Linked DNA regions of Homo sapiens: region 2 is linked to region 1. Evidence: chromatin contacts called from ENCODE Hi-C data. All regions are on one chromosome and are shown on one strand. Each heading gives the region's core, a stretch centred on a gene start or an enhancer-like site at or near the end of the contact. The rest is flanking DNA. Distances are from core to core; before and after follow the strand shown. Region 1 holds the start of TFAP2B (transcription factor AP-2 beta). Region 2 has its middle 210 kb from the start of TFAP2B.

Region 1 (4,075 bases), core at 1,334-3,833:
TGCCCGTTCAATGACAGGGAACGGTCCGTGGGAACGGTTTACCTTGCAATGTCTAGGACTTTTCGAATAACGCCCACGTTAAAAAAAATAACTAGGATTTTAATTATGGTTATGTATTTTGAAGGTATTTCTCTATATATATGTGTATATTTTTAGGTTTATGCTTCATTCTTAATAAAACCAGATTTGTTATTTTTCAGGTTTCCTAAAGAACTTAAATTTTAACCAAATATCTCAAGATATTTCCACTTTAAAAAATACCTAATACTAGCATAAAATAAAATTACACATAAAAAGTTTGAAATTATTCATATATAAGGCTATAAAATAGTTATACTAACACAATACCTTATATTATTTTAATTTATGTGTAAAATTATCTCTTGCAGGTTTTGTTTTGTTAAATCTCAGAGTTTATTTATTTTAGACTAGGCAATAATATACCAAAAAGATATTAAAAGGTGTTAAAAGCATTTAGAGAAAAAAAGTGAGATTTTTCCAAATGCATTTTATTTGGGTTGTAATGATCTTTAGGTAATAACAATGACAGAATTATTGATTTGAAAGGGAGAAAACAATTATTTCCATTAATTAAATGTCTTGTGCCTGGAGAATCTGAACTTCCAAGTCTATAATATTTATCTTTCAGATTATTGATCTGGCACTGATTTTAGTTCTAGAAGTCAGGGGGTGTGGAACCCGTTTCAAGTCCCACCACACAATAAGATTAAGAAAAATCCCTTCTCATCTCCTAACTAGCTCTGGAAGCAAAGAAGAAAATCTTTGCTGATGCTCCTAGTGAAAAATCTGTATAGATTGTGTATGATTTAAGGTTAACATTTAAAGGGGAAGAAAGGAATGGAGAGAGAAAGGAAGGAACGAAAAGGGAAATGAAGGAAAGAAAAAAGGAAAACAAAAAGGAGGAAGAGGAGAAAAGGAAAGACGAAACATAAAAAATTCAACCGGAAATAAGGGGTTTATTTCTGAAGTTCCTTCTGAAGCACCTTCTTTGTGTTCTTTTCCTTTGACTTATCTTTAAAAATTAAATTAAAAATCTGCAGAATTGTTTATTCTGCAGTTCATGAAGCTTCTCCTTGGTTTTGATTGAATCGACGTCCAACAAGGTTGTCCGGAGCCCTGTACTCAAACAGCGTCCATCCCTGTTCGCGCAGAGCTGCACACAGCAGTCCTGGATTTAAAGACAATCACCCTTTGCAGATTCACTCTCACCAGGCTTAATAACTTCCACCCCAAATTGCCCCATCCCTCCTCGGTCCCTCCTGGCATTTCTTTTCTGTCCCAGGCGCAGAGATCCTCTTCTGGGCGTCTGTTCCGGCTATGAGAAGCTCTCCGCACCCTGAAAGGGAGTAGAAAAACAGAGGGGATGGGAAAGGGGGAACAGGGGAACAGATGAGTATTCATTTCATGATAAAATTCAGAATCCCTGCGCCTTAAATGGTGCCCATTTTCTAAGTCTGGTTAATATTGTTCTTGTTGCTGATGATGTTTTCCTTTTTAAAAACTATATGAATCATCTTATTAAGAAAAATTATACAAAAAAAAGAAGAAACTCCACATGCACTAAAATATTTTTCACTATCTCTTTGAAGACATTCTGCTTAAACCTTTTCAAAGATTCGGGTGGCCCTTTCTTGACTCTCCATGATTAAAACCACTTACAAGTCATACACAACAGATGCAAATATAAAATGTCCTTGGCCTCTGCAAAAAAGGCTCAAAATTAACCTTGTCTGAACGTGTGCGTACGTTGCTTCCAACATCTGAAAAAAACTTGATAAAATGGAGACTCCAGCCAAGAGGAATGGTGCATGGAATCCGTTGAAAATGCATACAAACAACACCTAAAATAACAAGCAGCACAAACTGAGGTGTATTTAAGTTTCCAAAGGTTTTAGGTAAAATGACCAGAAAATATTAGAAATGGTCATCAACGGTGGCTAGCTTTTTTGTTCTATGGTGACAGAGATAAAGTTAAAAAAAAAAAAGTTGTGTAGCCATCAACACAGAGATAGTCCTTAAAATCCCCCATATCCAGCCTTTCAAAATACTCTCTTCCGGAACATACATGAATAGGAGGGAGCTTTTGTGTTTAAAAATCTTGGTAAGTGTCCCCCTTTAAAATCTACATAGAAAATAGGGGACTGATGGCCCCTGGTTTCTCATTATGAATTGCAAAGACTTCAGTTAGTGGCTACAATGATGTGTCATTTTCGATATAGAAGTTATAAAATGTATATATTATATTAATCACCCTGAACAACTCTTTGTTAAATGCACATTTGGAGTCTGCAGACTGTGTGACCCAGAGGTGCTTATATAACTATATGTGGGTGTCTGGGTGTAAATACGGGTTTATGATTTTTATAGTATATATGTCTGTGGGTTGCATCTAACTCCTGTGTGTGCAATAATGTTTTTTCTCTTTGCTGAGGCTTACTTGTCCAGCCTATTGTTTGAGACAACAGATATAAGTTGCGATGGGAGAGGAGCGTCGGATTTGGTGTGTATCCCCCATTTCCAATTATAGATGGATCATTACAGACAGCGGAGTCCTGAGAAGCCAGACATCTGCTCCTCACATGAATGCACTCACCTCCTAGAGACCAGGCTGCCATCATGCTCTGGAAGCTTGTGGAGAATGTCAAGTACGAAGATATCTATGAGGTGAGTCGACACCCCCAGATGCACCTTAGAGCTTTGCAGATAGAGAATTTGAGCTTCTTGATACCCCAAATGATATATATTTTTAAGCTATTTACTCGTAGATTTCCGGTCGGTTTTCTCAGCTTTTTTTAACTTTTAGAAAAGCTGGCTAGGGAAGACTTCGCTGCTCTGAAAAGGGACTTTAAGGCTGAAATCTGACAACTTTAATTTAGGAATGTTTTTATTTATTTTATTTTTCTTTCCCTTTTCCTCGCCTCCCCCCACCCCACCCCACCCTTTTAAGCTCTGATGGGGAATGTGGTGCTACTGAATGTGGGCACGCTCTCAGAGAAAATCGAGATTCTGATAAAGTCAGGGGCTTTTCTCGTTTTAAGTGTGGAAGAGAATTGGGTTTTCAAGCCTCATTTGTAACAGACTCGGGCTTTTAATTTTTATTTTCAATAAAATTTCTGAAATTGATAACAAATGGTTCCAAGTAGAGGACAGAGAATTAGCGGGAAAGAAGTAGATGGCTGGAGATATGGATGGATAGAGCAAAATAGAAGTCGTAGCAGTTTATTAGTTTCTGTTTTCTTGTGTTTTGCTTCCTTGAGGGTCACTGCGTCCGAACAGAAATCGCAGCCGCCTCCTGTGTGGGCATCTTTCACGGAAATTTCTGCCCACGTTCAATGCGTACGGGTCTCTAGCACTGAGGCTAGCTCAACTCTTCGGGGCAGGAGAAGTTGCGCCCAGCCAGGAGGACGCCAGCCGCCTCCGGGGCCCGGACCGCGCTCGCCAAAGCCCTTTTCCGGCTCGGGCGAGGGCTGACGCGGCCAGACGGCTCCGCTACTCGCGGGCGAGGCGGACTAGGCGGACGAGGCGGCCGAGGCGGGCGAGGTGGGAGAGGCGGGCGAGGTGGGAGAGGCGGCCGAGGCGGGCGAGGCGCGGGGCGCGCGGCGGGCCAGGCTGGGGACCGGGAAGCCCGCGGAGCCTCGCTTTTAAGCGGAATGGTCTGGGACAGCCCCAGGTGGTTGCCAGGGGAAGGGAGGAAGGGAAGGTTCTGCTGAGACGTCGAGGTTGGAAATAAAAACTTCGGAAAGGCGAAGCGGATTTAGAAAAGGAGGGAAGTCGAGGCGGGCGAAGCGGGCCATGGAGATTGCTAAGAGGAAAAGTTGGAGAGAAAAGGAAGGAAGAGAAGCAGACTCCCGGGTGGCGGGCGCGGGCCGCTAGGTCAGACGAAAGGTGGAGGGATGCAGAGGCTCCCCAAAGAGCCGAGAAAGACACGCGACCCCTCCGGATCGGGACAGCTCCTGAAAGCCCGGCGCAGAGCCGCCTCGAAGATCCTAAGAGTGGGCGACTCACAGGCGCGGCCGGCAAGCTCCTGGGGGACTCGGGCTCGGACGAGCGCCCA
Region 2 (4,073 bases), core at 1,277-3,776, 210 kb after region 1:
GTTATTCTAAATGTACAGGACTTTTAGATAGTGCCCATTTGAACTTAGAAGCATATAAACTGGTGCTGGGTCTAGACTATGTGTTTTTATGTGGGATCTTGATGGGTCCTAATTGGATATGAGTGTGTGCTAAAGTAACGTTTGATGATTTTCAGATATTATTTTTAAAGTGTCTAAAGGTTAAACGGACCCTTACTGGGTTCTGGGATAAAGCTCTAGTATGAGATGCCTTAGATCAGTGGTCATCAGATCTGTATTTCTTATGTCCCACTGAACACATGTGGAAGCAAATTTATTCATTTGTGCATTTATAAGTGTTGTATTAATTTCTAAATTTACGATGACATTGTAGTCATACTGTAGCTAATAATACTATTATTTTGGAGATCACTTCTGATTGTCACTGTTCATACATGTGCCTCTGAACCAGGTAAGCTGATTATATAAAGTACAAATTAATTTTTTTCTTACATTTAAATCGTTGTAATGTGTATAGATTTACAAATATATCACAACATAAAGCGCTATGTCAATAGTCAGCTGACATATAGGGATTATCTATTTATTAAGCAAAAATTAATTCATAATTTACTATGGGTTTAATGTATATCTTCCTAGTTACCTGGGAGGATAAAGAATGGCAGAAGGTGGTAAGATAAGCATATATTTTTTACTCCCAAGATGAACAGTATGTTAATAAGTACTGTAGAAGCTCACTGAAATGGGAGATGAGTGGGTCTGTGAAAAGGTAAGATGTGAATACAAGTTTAAAAAATAGAGAGGAAGGGAGAAGAGGGTCAGAAGATGCAATATTTGCTGTTGAGACTAAACATGGTATGTTTGGGAGACCCTGGGGGGACGAGTTTGATTGGATAGGAAAGTTGGGCTGGGTAAAATGGGAGAAAAGTGGTTTTTGAAGATGTATGACCATAGAAAAAAATCTGAGGAGGCTGGATTTGTCCTGGAAAACATGATAAACCCAAGAGCCACTTGCCCTGATAAAAGCCTCTCTCTCTCTCTCTCTCTCTCTCTCTCTCTGTGTGTGTGTGTGTGTATGTGTGTGTGTGCGTGTGTGTGTGTGTGTGTATGTGTGTCTGTGTAGGGGAAGAGAATTAAAATTTGTTGATTACCAATATATGTTAAGTATGGTTCTAAGTTGATATTTTTTCATGTTTGTCCCCTCCAATTCTCATGTTGAAATGTGATCCCCAGTGTTGGAGATGGGGCCTGGTGGGAGGTGTTTGAATACTGGGGGCAGATCCCTCATGAATGCCTTGGTGCCTTCCCAGGGGGTAATGAGTGAGTTCTGGCTCCATTAATTCACACAAGAGCTGGTTGTTTATTCATTTTTTTGTTTAAAAGAATAGTTTAACTTTTATTTTAGGGTCAGGGGCACATGCGCAGTTTGTTATATGGGTGAACTCGTGACTCAGCGGAGTGGTATATAAATTATTTCATCATCCAGGTACTAAGCATAGTATCTGAGTTTTCTTTTTCTGAACCTCTCCTTCTTCCCACTCTCCTTCAAGTAGGCCCTAGTGTCAAGTGTTCCCCTCTTTCTGTCCATGTGTTCTCATTATTTAGAGAGCTGGTTGTTTAAAAGAGCCTGGCACATCCTTTCCTCTCTATTGCTCCCTTTCTCCTCATGTGACACACTTGCTCCCCCTTCACCCTCCACCCAGATTGTAAGCTTCCTGGGGCCCTCACCAGAAGCAGATACCAGCACTATACCTCTTATACAGTCTGCAGAACTGTGAGCCAAAATAAATATTTTTTTCTTTATAAATTACCCAGTCTCAAGTGTTCCTTTATAACAATGCAAAATAGATGAATACATAAGTGTTTCACATATGTTATCTTATTAATTATCGTAATGATGAATATGAAGGAAGTATAATCATTCCAGTTTTTATGTAAATGTTGAGGCTGAAAGACTCATATTCCTCCTCTAAAACCATTCAACAAGTAAGTTTTAGAACCAGAAGCTGAATAATGGACTACTTGGGACCAGTGTCCAAGGTCTTTGGGTAAACCTTATGGAAGGAATGTGTGACTCATAGTTTAAATATTATGGCTCACTAATTTGTACAACATTTCAGTTAGAACATACAGGCAGATATTTGATTTAACTAATAACTTAGTATGGGCCACATAGCATCTGCTTGCCAGTATTAATGTAGCTGTGGCTCATTAAGGTCAAGGAAAAGAAGGATGGCCCTTTAAATGGTCCCAAATTGTTTTTAATTTGCACTATCATCTCTTGACATTAAATGCTTTTAAATTTTTTCTTCTAGCAGTTTATTGTCACTCTAGTTATTATGAAACATTCAGGACAGACAGACTGATATTCAAGTATTGTTGTATGGGTGACTTTCTTTCTATCATATTTGGGTACCATGGCAGCTTGGAGAATATACCTGTCAGACCTCCTAATAGAAGGTGGTAATTGACCAATGGCTGCTGAAGCTGAATTTTAAATTTCTGTGCCATGTGTGCTGTGAGGCCTCACCTTGCACAGGCTGCTCCCTGCCAAAGACTGCATGCTGCAGGATGCTAAGGTTTCAGGAAGACACTGGGATTTCTTTGTCAAATAACTGCCTGAATCACTTGCCTAGGGTTTTGGCCAATCTTTCTGAGACCATGGGCAGGAGGGTCTACATTGCTTCCACCAGCCATCTCTGCTGTTCCTCCCCTCAAGTTCTGATGATTTCCCTGACCCTTTCCAACTCTTTCCCCATTTCCTTTTGCACATGTATTTTCCTTAATAAAATTCTTGCATGTTTAATCAATGACTCATTTTCTCAAACAACTAAAATGGGGAGAATAAAAATAAACACAATAAATAAAAATAAGAAATGGGTAAGTTGATTAGAATAAAGTTCCCATAAGAATATGTTAGAAGATATTTAAGAGTAAAGTTTTCTCTTGGTTCGTACATGGATCACTTACTTTTGAAAAATTATGTTGTAGCACTAAAAAATTCAAAAAAAGAAAAAATGTCTATGATCTCATAATCATAACATTTATTTTCATTTTTCCATATAACTTATTAGCCCTTGAGTACATATATGTGTATTTTATGTAATTGTAACTAATGTGTGCATACCACTTTATTGTTTGATTTTCCACATGTCCACATAGTTTGAATATCTTTTTAATGACTTTTTGATATCACAATAGTTCAAAATTTTGTCATATTATTTTCCTATCATGAACTTTCATATTGTTTCCAATTCCTTTGTGCTATTATAAATATTCTGCTATGCTCACTCTTAAAACATTTTGGTTATGTTGAAACTTTTCCAGAGTGTAAATTCTTGAGAAAGAGTTTACAGAGCTAAGGGAGATAATAATCTTTATCTCACGTCCTGTATTTGGCTATTTTCTTTTCCAAAACTGTGGCACCATGCCACCAAAAGAAAATGAGAATTCCAAATTCAGCTTAACCTCACCAGCACTGAATGTTGGGCATTATATAAGGTTTTCTCATCTGTTACATTTTTTTAAAATACTGTAAGGTTTCTTTAGCTTGTAATTAATTGTTAACAAAGATGGATATTTTCCATTGATATATGTTCTAAAGTAAGAAGAAAAACATACATCTAATTAAATCAAAATCAATATCAGTGTATTGACTCAATTGTTAATCAACTAGGAATACATATTTTTTCCCTTTCATTGTAGGAATATTTACTTTGAGGTTTTAAAGAAGTAATTTGTCTCCTCAAAGTCAAGTAGCTATTCCTTTTTAATTTCATAACACCATGACAAAGCAACAGGTTCATTCTGTAACAGCAGGTAGAATGCATGAACATTGTAGATAACTTTATTTAGCATTATTTGTTTATCATCTTTTTACCCTAGGAAAACAATAACAGAAATCAGAAGGTCACGTAGAGGTTATATAATGGAATCTCATTCTCCTCCATGCATATTTACAATTCTGGGACCAAATAAGAACATGTCAGCAGGTTAGCTCCCTTTGAAGTAAGGGCAGGCAAGACTGAGAATTCCAAGTGGGCATCTGAGCCTCATTCACTGAGACACATGCTGCCTTCTTTCAGAGAGATGTT

What was found. Hi-C counts contacts between places; a loop is a spot of excess contacts on that map.
Region 2: a map of PC-3 shows a loop between it and region 1 (3-fold over the local background). The contact joins the enhancer-like site here to the promoter of TFAP2B in region 1. A Hi-C loop is called at or near these places in 3 of 168 maps with a recorded cell type or tissue (Calu3, DLD1 and PC-3).

Annotation. Positions count from the first base shown.
Region 1 is chr6:50,816,288-50,820,362 of GRCh38, forward strand. It overlaps TFAP2B (transcription factor AP-2 beta), which reads left to right and starts at 2,584. Exons shown (of 7, transcript NM_003221.4): 1 at 2,584-2,685. The coding sequence starts at 2,605. LOC124901490 (a long non-coding RNA gene) reads right to left here and starts at 2,739. Exons shown (of 2, transcript XR_007059923.1): 1 at 2,615-2,739; 2 at 958-1,357.
Region 2 is chr6:51,026,450-51,030,522 of GRCh38, forward strand. No RefSeq gene overlaps it. Among named protein-coding and RNA genes, the nearest start is that of TFAP2B, 210 kb to the left of the region's middle. Within about 2 kb of position 2,527, at least 2 of the 41 ENCODE cell types and tissues checked have a DNase peak (open chromatin) inside an H3K27ac peak, as active enhancers do; they include PC-3, where a contact is called at or near this core.